Regions from separate parts of the Homo sapiens genome. Here region 1 is linked to region 2. Evidence: read pairs that join two places in POLR2A ChIA-PET (ENCODE). Cell type or tissue: Panc1. All regions are shown on one strand. Links, peaks and the distances in the headings refer to the core of each region. The heading gives the core; the rest is flanking DNA. Region 1 has its middle 96 kb from the start of TPM1. Region 2 has its middle 63 kb from the start of MIR190A.

What was found. Peaks named below come from ENCODE experiments on the same cell type or tissue, not always from the same donor. Only the 100,000 strongest peaks of a DNase experiment are listed, where the experiment ranks them.
Region 1: POLR2A ChIA-PET joins it to region 2 with 7 read pairs; 6 of 35 experiments call an interaction of 5 or more read pairs at or near these places.

The regions. Positions count from the first base shown.
Region 1 is chr15:62,944,142-62,949,518 of GRCh38, forward strand. No RefSeq gene overlaps it. Among named protein-coding and RNA genes, the nearest start is that of TPM1, 96 kb to the right of the region's middle. In Panc1, for the core only: no CTCF peak of the experiment used is centred there; no DNase peak of the experiment used is centred there; H3K27ac peaks cover 463 bases.
Region 2 is chr15:62,884,635-62,890,011 of GRCh38, forward strand. No RefSeq gene overlaps it. Among named protein-coding and RNA genes, the nearest start is that of MIR190A, 63 kb to the left of the region's middle. In Panc1, for the core only: no CTCF peak of the experiment used is centred there; no DNase peak of the experiment used is centred there; H3K4me3 peaks cover 834 bases; H3K27ac peaks cover 4,108 bases.

The DNA.
Region 1 (5,377 bases), core at 81-5,080, 59 kb after region 2:
CTGTTCTCCACTTTTTTCATCATGCCCCATAGTAATACATTCATTTAAATTATGACCGTGGACACACAAAAAAGTCTAACTGAAATAAGTTTCATGAAACAGTAGTTTCACTTTTCACCTTTTGCAATGTTCTGTACTCTATTCTACTCTACTCTTCTATTCTATTCTATCCCAGTCCAGCCTATGCTATTCTATTCTATCCCAGTCCAGCCTATGCTATTCTATTCTATCCCAGTCCAGCCTATGCTATTCTATTCTATCCCAGTCCAGTCTATGCTATTGTGTTCTATCCTAGTCTATGCTATTGTATTCTATCCTAGTCTATGCTATGCTATGCTATGCTATTCTATCCTAGTCTACGCTATAGTATTCTATTGTATCCTAGTCTATGCTAGTCTAGCTATGCTATGGCTACTTCATTGTTTTAAAACATATAGTGGGCCAGGTGCGTGGCTCATGCCTGTAATCTCCGCACTTCAGGAGGCTGAGGCAGGCAGATAATTCGAGGCCAGGAGCTCAAGACCAGCCTGGCCGACATGGCGAAACCCCCTCTCTAATAAAAATATGAAAATTAGCTGGGCATGGTGGCATACGCCTGTAATTCCAGCTACTCAGGAGGCTGAGGCATGAGAATCGCTTGAACCTGGGAGGTGGAGGTTGCAGTGAGCCAAGATCACACCATTGCACTCCAGCCTGGGCAACAGAGCAAGACAAAAAAAAAAAAACAACACAACAACAAAAAACCACAGCCATTGCATATAGGATACCATTTTTATTTTAAAACTAATTTTACATGTGTGCACTTACATATTGGTCAAGGCATAGAAGAGCTCTGAGGCCACACACCACACCGCTGGCCAGCCAGAGAAGCCTGCAGTGTGAGAGCAGAGGTCCCCCAACATTCAGTGGGTGGGCAGTGGGACAGGAGACATGGAGACCTGGGCAGGAATGGATGCAGAGGACCTCGGAGTGTGCAGTGTTGTGGGAACCAGGAGAGCAGAGAGTTTCAAGGTGACCAGCCAGGACATGGAGAGATGAGGAGCCCGGGAAGTGTCTGAGGAGGCAGCAAAGATAAAGTCTGAAGGGCAGGAGGCTGGAAGGCCAAGCCCCACCTGGGGACCTCTGATAAATGGGCTTTTGGGAATAGCTCTCCCAGGTGCCTCACAGCCTCAGAGGCAATCAGGCCTCAGGCAGAAAGGCCAGCTTGCCTCCATTGTCTCCCCTACCTTCCTTCCTTCTCTCTGTATTAAGTCTGTTGTCACTCTGCTAATAATGACATACCCAAGATTGGGTAACTTATAAAGGAAAGAGGTTTAATGGACTCACAGTTCCACATGGCTAGAGAGTCCTCACAATCATGGTGGAAGGCAAAGGAGGAGAAAAGTCAACGTCTTTCATGGCAGCAGGCAAGAGGGCACGTGTGGGGTAACTCTCCTTTATAAAACCATCAGATCTCGTGAGACTTATTCGCTATCATGAGAACAGCACAGAAAAAAAAACCCACCCCATGATTCAATCACCTCCCACCATGTCCCTCCCACAAAACCTGGGGATTATTGTAATTCAAGGTGAGATTTGTGTGGGGACCCAGAGCCAAACCATATCACTCTCCTATCCTCAAGCACCAGCCACCTAAGCAGCCGTGTCTCTCTCTCTCTCTCCCTGTAATGACTTTTGGACATGGGGTCCAAGTGGCCTCAGGACACCCCCAAAGGAAATTTCTTATTAACAAGATTCCCCCATGTGAGCTGGGCAAAGGGTGGGGAGCTGTGGCAACACCCAGGGCCAGACTGTGTGGAAATAAGAAAATGGACAGTTTCACTTTGGGTGGCGAAATATGCACAATTATCTACTCAGCTAGACACAGTCCTCACATGATTCTGGTAATAAAGAGTCTTCCATCAGCCACCCAGAGATGGGGCCCAGCTATGAGACCCCGCCTGAGGACAGAGAGAGGCTGTCTGGGAGGGAGGCGCTGAGATCTTTCCAGATAAGTGTCAGGATCTTGACAGCTTTTTAAAAAATCTTTCAGAGAAGTACAGCCTCTCCAGAATAACAAAGTAGATCGCTTGAGGGCCCATAGCGACAGAAGTAGGAGAGGGAGTGAGAGGGCTTCTGATTGTCAATGGAATAAAAGTGTTTCTATTCTCTGTTCAGCTCAGGAAAGCATCAACTCCAACAACATTCGTGAAGCCCCTGTCACCTACAAAGCAAAACAATCAGGGGCTGAGAGGGATACAGACCAGGCTTCTTCTACCCTGTACAGCACCTTTGTGTGAAATAGAAAAAGTCACCTCTTTCTCTGGGCCAACCCAGACCCTCGCCAGGGAGCAGTGGTCAGGTTACATCAGCTCCCACCAACTCGCCCTCAGCTGGGTGCTCTTGTGCAGTGTCCAACCTAAACAACCATATGCAGCATCCCCAAACACAGAGATGAATATGGCACGGTCTTCAACTCCCAGAAGCTCATAAACTGTTTGGCAAAAAAATGTGTATAACCGGCCAATGAACAAAAGCAGCTTGTGGGAAATGCTAAAACAGAAACGCAAATGGTGGGTCCTGTTGCTAGGAAAGATTCATTCTGACAGGGAAATCTGGGAAGGCTTCCTGAGGAGGTAGAATTTGAGCTGGACCCTGAAATGTTGGCAGACATGAGAGTGGAGAAAGAAGGCACAAGATTTCAAGGTGTCTTCTAGGAAGGGGATGTAGGTTGTTGGGGCTGGAGAAGACAGCCAGGAGAATGGAAAAGGGGCCTAAAGAAGATGTAGGAGTTAAGAATAAGGGTCAAATTGTGGAGCACTTCAAGTGTCTCATTGAGGTATGTGCCCTTGGAGGGAGCCAGAGAAGGTCAGAGTGGAGAACTCCCTCTCCAGCCTGGCATCCTGGGTCTTTCTCAGAAGCGGGGTTGTCGTGGAAGAGGAATTCACACTGTTGCCTTCCAAAGGTACCTCTAGCTGAGGTGTGCAACAGCCAAGGAAGCCCATGAGTCAGGTGTCTGCAGGACATCATGCAGAAGGCAGCTTAAAACATTAGTGCAGACTCATCAACAGGATAAGCAGAGTCTAGAGAGCCCATCCAGGTTTATTTATCAGAGGCAGGCTCAGACAGCCCTGGCCCTACTTACTTGGTGGAGGGGACACACCTGCTCTGCCTGAGGGTCCCAGGAGACATGCACCTTCTACCAAAGGCTGAGAGAAGCAAGCATGTGCTTCAAAATCCAAGAATGCAGCTCAGTCTCATGGCATCACCTGGCCCAAGTAATCCTGGTCACTAAGAGCAGGGTCTTTCTGCCTTGGCATTTCTCAATCCCAAATGACTCAGTACTCCTCATTCTCTGCTCCTACCTTAGACAGGCAAGAATTGCAGAGGAAAAGCTCATAGCCAACTACTTTATTCTCCTGAAAAGTCTCTCCCATGATTTCTCCTACATCTTTGCTACTCAAAGTGTGATCTGCAGACCAGTAGCATCGACATCACCTGGGAGCCTTATGGAAGTGCAGAATCTTGTGCTCTGTCCCAGACCAGTTGAGCCAGAATCTGCATTTTCACAAACCCCCAGGCAATTTGTATATGTTGTATATGTTGAACTCAGAGAAGCCTGTCTTATACCATATTCTTTCCTGCTCTTCTCATAACACCCTAGCTACTCCTTCTCAGTCTTCCTTGAGGACATCTTTACCTGCCCCTTTTAATGCTGGGAGGCTCTCTGCTCTCTTCCTTCTGCTTCTGCCCCTCTTCCTGGGTCATCTCAGCAACTACCATGGCTTCCAATATCATCTGCCTCTCATGGACTCCCCAGTTTATATAAACAACACAGACCACTTTTCTGGGTGCCTGACTCATAGATCCAAACACCTATGAGATGGTTCCAACACACTCTTCAAATTTCACATGCCCATGCCGAATTCATCATCTCTCCTCCAGCCTTGCAGCCTCATCTTCCGTGTTCTCTAGGTCACCCAGGCACCCATCCAGGGACTCATCCCAGCCTCCTGTCTCATCCTTAACCCCTGGGTTATTCTGCTATTAAGTCCTACTTCCTAAACAGTTTTCGATCCTGGCCCCCTCCCCCTCTATCCTCACTGCCACTGTAATATAGTCTGAATATTTGTCCCCACCTACATCTCATGTTGAAATGTGATTTCCAGTATTGGAGGTGGGACCTGATGGGAGGTGATTGTATCGTGGGGATGGTTTAGCACCATCCTCTTGGTACTGTCCTTGTGATAATTGAGTGAGTCCTCACAAGATCTGGTCACTTAAAAGTGTGTGGCACCTCCCCGCCACACCATGCTCTCTTTCTTGCTTCCATTCTCGCCGTGTGGTGGGCCTGCTCCCTCTTTGCCTTCTGCCATGCTTAGAAGCTTCCTGAGGCCCCCCTAGAAACATATGCTGCTGTGCCTCCTGTACAGCCTGCAGAACCATGAACCAATTAAACCCCTTTTCTTATAAATTACCTAGTCTCAGGTATTTCTCTAGGCAGCCTAGTACACACTGCCTCCACTCAGGTTGTTATCGTCCCTCTCCCAAGTTCTGCTACACGCTGACCAACTTGCCAGCACCACTATCCTCCAAGCAGCAACTCTGCCATCCGGGCTGAAGGAGGCTCTGCCATCTTGTAGCTACTGGCACTGGAACACACGGTCTCCTTGGTTGCTGCAAGGAAAGTGAATGCTGGAATATTTTGCACCAACGAAGGACACAAACCACTGGAAGAACTAACCACATGTCTCCATCTAACTGCAAGGGGTGAGGGGTGTAGGGAAGGGTGAACCTCCTATGTCACAGTCTGGAGGGAGGGAACAACTGAACATGGGTGAATACCAGAAACCTCTACCAATCATTCTCCTCTGCTGCTTTATCTCCTCTAGCCCTTATCATCTGATGTACCGTGCATTTGTTTGTTTACATACTTCTGTCCTACTTCCCCCAACCTATAGAGAATCTAAGCTTTCTGAGGGCAGATAATTCATTTTGTTTATTGCATTGCTGTATTTCTACAGCAATTGTAGTATTCTGCAACAGGGTCTGGCACTTAGTAATCACTCAAATATTTGATGAGTGCCTTATTAATAAAATGAAAAAATGAATGGTCTGGGCTGTATGTGTTTACTGGGACAAAGGTAGGGCCAATGTTGAAGGAGGAGCCTGGAGAGTAAGAAGGGGTCATATCACAAAAGGCATTATGAGCCAATATAAAGGTGATTTCATTTTATCCTATAGAGGACAGACGGCCGGGCACAGTGGCTCACACCTGTAATCCCAGCACTTTCGGAGGCCGATGCAGGTGAATCACTTGAGCCCGGGAGTTCAAGACCAGCCTGGGCAACATGGCAAAACCTTGTCTCTACAAAAAATTAGCCGAGTGTGATGGCCA
Region 2 (5,377 bases), core at 168-5,167:
CCCTATAACATGAACCATATTGTTGTTGTAATTATTTTAAGCTTAGTGTTTCCCTTTATAAAGTTAAAATCCACATCTTGAAAATTTAGAAGCTGCAGAACAGTAGTCCAACATAAAGCTAATGCAAGTTTCGCATGACTAGACCACGTTAGAACTTGATATACATCACCGTATTTAATCCTTGCAAGAACTCTCATGGGGAGAAGCCTTATTTCTGTTTTCAGATGAAGACACTGAGGCTTAATGACATACAACGGTTTGCTCAGAGCTCCCAGGGAAGCAGGTGGCCTGACCCCAAAGCTCATTCTCATCCCATTACACCTCCCAGCCTTAGTACATTTTGGAATATTTCCTTATATCCTTTCTTTTGTTAAGCATTTTTATTTTTGATGTGATGTTTGGATTCCAGTTTTTTCTTTTTGAGATGAGGGGGGGTCTCTCTATGTTGCCCAGGCTAGTCTTGAACTCCTGGGCTACTGGAATCCTCCTGCCTCAGCCTCCCGAGTAGCTGGGATTACCGGCATAAACCACTGCGCCCAGCTTCTGGATTCCATATTTTTGAGCACATGAAAAATCCAGTTTTGCTTCCAGCTTTTTTTTCTAAGTAACTTGTGAAAGTTGTCAGAATCAAAGTGGAGTCACTTGTGTTAAAAATCCTGACAAATACAACCAGGAAGGCCATGAAGAAGGGTTCTTATGCACAAATGCCTGATAACAAGATCACAAAAGACTGCAAAAATCACAACCTCGCCCAAAGACCATCACAACCTTACACATAAACACTTCTGTGAGGACAACTGCCCAGCAACTGCCTGTCCAACCTCAGAATGACACCACCTTTGTTATTGATCTTTGCAGGCAAGGATAATTATCTCAAAACAATTATGTCATCCTCCTCATTTTTCCTTTAAAAACCTTTGTCTTCCTTTACCTCTGTGAATGTCGCACAGTTTACTATGGCAAGAGTATTCCATTGCAATACCTGTTCCTGAATTTCCTCTCAGAGTCTGTTATTTAGGCTGACAAACTTGTTAATAGAAGTCGTTTTCCAGTTAGTTTTTAGCCTTTGAGCATTCATTTGCCAGACGACACATGCTCTGAACACTAGGCTTTCAGGGGAGTTCCTTCCAGGTAAAGAGTTTGTCTTGGCAAACTTGACTGTTGATGAAACTTGGTTCAAAGAGCAAATCACTCTCATGAAAGGGAGTCTGGTACTGGGGGAGCAGAAGTTGGGATGGCAGAGTCAAGGGAGGTCAAGATCTCTCCTTTCCCACCACACAGACAGATACAAGCCAATATTTTATATATATATTTACACACACACACACACACACACACAATGTATTTACGTATGTATATACATGTGTGTGTGTGTGTATATATATATATATATATATATTTTTTTTTTTTTTTTTTTTTTGAGACAGTCTCACTCTGTTGCCCAGGCTGGAGTACAGTGGCACAATCTCGACTCATTGCAACCTTCACCTCCTGGGTTCAAGCGATTCTCCTGCCTCATCCTTCCTAGTAGCTAGGATTACAGGCCTGAGCCACCATGCCCAGTTAATTTTTGTATTGTTAGTACAGACGGGGTTTCATCATGTTGACCAGGCTGGTCTTGAACTCCTGACCTCAGGTGATCTGCCCACCTCGGCCTCCCAAAGTGCTGGGATTATAGGTGTGAGCCACCATGCCCAGCCACAAGCCAAAGTATGTTTTAGCAAACCTCCATCCTGATTGCTCATAGGAAGGGACGCTTTTAAGAAATAAGGATTTTTTTTTGAGACAGGATGACATAGGAAATGAAAAGAACGCTCTTTCCACAATGATGTGTAAACCCAGGGGGAGTCGAGGGTCTGCGCTGGGTTGCTGGAAGAAATGCCCCCACCCTCCCTCCACCCTGTGGACTGAGCAGGCAAAGCCTGTGGGAAGCAGAGCAAACAAGACAGACAGAGACGGGGCTGTGAGAGACAATGGCAGGGCTGCAGGGGGCCAGGCAGGCTTGGGGTTCTGACCGCGAGGGCAAAAGCAGAGACCATGTTTGTCTTAGAACTCTCCAAAGCTATGAAAATTCAGGACATTTCCTGAGCCCACATAGTAGAGGTTGACTAATCTCTTTCATAACGTCTGTTTCAGGTTAAAGGGACAAAACCCACTTTCACATCTTTCTGGCTAAGGTCTTGCTTTGGCTTTCTTTGCTTCACAATAGAGTCATTGACCCACGCTGGAGTCTGTGGGTGGGACCACAAACAGGAACATTCACACGACAGAACAAACATTTCTCCGTGCAAACTGGGATCCCTGCACTTTCAACTTAAGGGCTTGCTGATGAACGACCAGGACTTCGGGGTGATTAGCCCCAACCCTCCACCAAATGACTGTGTTTGCTTCCTTTCATATTTTGACCCCGTGCTTTTTGGCTAAAGTATAAAAGAAGAGAAATCTGAAATGTGTTCTCAAACGTTCAAAGCTCCAATTGCTGCAGAAGAGAATTTAAAACAAACCCCCCTTGGACTCTCGGCAGGAGTGGACAGCAGTATCTCTGCTTAGAAGTCTGCAGGTGAAGGACAGGCTGAGCCAGAGGAAATCTGTTTCTCATTAGAATTCTTGGCGGAGCATTTTCAGGCTCATCTGGAAAAGAGATGAGGAGAAGGGCTGCCAGTGAGGTTTGTTTAATAAGCTCTTTTCTCCCCTCACACGTCTGCTGGCTTTCCCGTCCACAGGCCACCTGGGACCAGGTTTTCCAGTCCCTCTGCAGCCCCCTGCATGTGTCTGTATATAATCTGGGTATATGGCTTATAAAGTGGAGAATCCATATAAGGAAAACCCATTTCACTCTCATTTTTCTAAACGTCAAATGAAATTCTCCCTCAGACACTCTCCCTTTCACAGATGCGGTGGATATGAAGGGGAAGAGTCCGTGATAAGGATCCCTTTTATTAATTTGTTCAGTCTTCAAGGTGACAACTTAACCACGGCTTTTATCTGAGCATCACGACATTTGCTTAAAGTAACATCTTCATTTTACAGATGGGGAAAATCAATAACAACAGCAATGAAAATACAAAACCAAACCAAAGCTGAGGCCCAGAGAGAAGAGGTGAACTTACACAGTTTCACAGCCACTGGGAGTCGGAGCTGAGATGAGGAATCTGATTCCTGTCTCCCACAGTGTGCTGGAAATCAGAGCACCCCCCAGACCTCACCACGTTCTCTTTCCTGGATGTGCCAGGTCCTAGGGTAAATGCTGCTTCCGCCCAGAAACCCTCCCCGACCCAAACCCACCCTCAAGTCAGGCCTCCCTGTTGGCGCTCTATGCACGTTTTCTTTGTGGCACTTACCTGATTTTAATCAAGCTTTGTGTAATTATTTGCTTAAAGCTCCCTCTCCAGCAAGACTGTAAGCCCCCTGAGACAGAAACTGTGTCCTGTCTTGTTCATCATTGTATCTACACCACACTGCACAGTGTCTAGTCCATGATGGGCCCAAAAAAAATATATTGTGAAATAAATGAACAAATGAATGAAAAATTGCCCAATGCAGTGGTGAAGGCTGAACATACACCAGCTTCCTTACTTCCTTGGTGAGTTAGCCAGTAAGGGATTTCCCAAGGAAATTTCTACAGATTCTGTTGTTTCTCATTGACATTGGTGTTTTTTTTTTTTTTTTTTTTTTTTTTTTTTGAGACAGAGTCTCGTTCTATCTCCCAGCTCCCAGACTGGAGTGCAGTGGCGCAATCTCGGCTCACTGCAAGCTCCGCCTCCCGGGTTCATGCCATTCTCCTGCCTCAGTCTCCCAAGTAGCTGGGACCACAGGCGCCCACCACCACGCCCAGCTAATTTTTTGTATTTTTAGTAGAGATGGGGTTTCACCATGTTAGCCAGGATGGTCTCGATCTCACGATCTCATGATCCACCCGCCTTGGCCTCCCAAAGTGCTGGGATTACAGGCGTGAGCCACCACACCCGGCCTCATTGACGTTGTATAAAAACCTTTCGCTAAACATTGAGAAACTTCCTAAGGAGTGAGAGACTGAACGACTGTGAATTGTGCAGGATTTCTGCTTTTTGCTGGCCTAAGAACATAAGGGATGAATAGACCAGGAGTGCCAGCAGAAGTTAGTCTATGTCCTGTGGGTGATGTCCTGCTCCCTGTTCCAGCTATGTGTTCTAGGGTATCATCACTGCTTCCTGGGTGAGTGCATGAGGGCATGATTCAGTCTGAGTAATGGGCTAGTTCTTCCTGGCCTTGCCACCAGCCCTGTAGCCTGGGAGAGCACCAATCAAAAGATGGTTGTGGCACATATCATCCAGTTCATATGGGGAAACTGAGGCAAGTGGAGAGGACTGTTCTGGTAGTGGCAGAGCTGGAACGAGAATCCAGGGCTCCTGCCTCTTTGTCTGCTCTTCTCCCCAGCACTGTTCAATCAATCAGCCCTTGGCATGTGCTCAGTGCTGTCTATTCTATTAGGTTGGTGCAAACACAATTACAGTTTTCACTGTTATTTTAAATGGCAAAAACCGCAATTACCCACCTAATAGGTTCTGAAATGGATGTAAAAAGTCTTGAAAATTAAGCACACAAAAATTAAATACACAAAATGAGCATAGAGCATGGTCCCACCTTCCAGGAACTTACAGTTTTGGTGGAGAGTGAAACTAAATTCTTGAAACAATGATCCATGAAAGATTGCAAGTCTAGGTCATTACATGCTATGTTGTGTGCAGGACAGACTCTAAGCACTGAGAATTCTAAGAGGTCATTTGACAATTGTGCACAACTCTATCTTGAGTGCGCCTGTGACAGTGAAGAATTTCTGCACACCAGGAAGACCTGGAGGTCGCAGTGCAGCGGCAAAGGGCACACAGCCTTTGGAGTTAGACCTCCAGGCTCTGCCGCTTCCTGCTCTGTGACCGTGGGCAGGTCCTTGAGCCTCCCTCAGACTTGATCTTCTCTTCTGTAAAATGAGATGAGAAGACAATAGAGATACTTCCTTCGTAAGGTTGTTGTGAGAATTACATTCATGTAACATTTGTCAACTACTATAAGTTGAATTGCAACAAATAGTAGTAATTATCATTAATAAAAATAAAGCTATATGAAGATAAAATGGGTTGTCTTCAGGAGATTGAGCCCCCAGTCACCAATGGTATTTCAACTCTGCCTAGAAATTATAGAAGAAATTCAATTTTAGAAAGGAGTAGCTCCTAGAACCAGATGATATTTAAGGTCTTTCCCAACACTGATCACAAGATGAATTTTGTGGACATTAGCTGGCCCTTGAGAATGCTACATGTTGGCCAAGTGGGAAGCGGGGAAGGGTGTTTCCTAGAAGATGGGAACTGTGTGAGCAGAGGCTTGGAGGAGGTACAGAGCT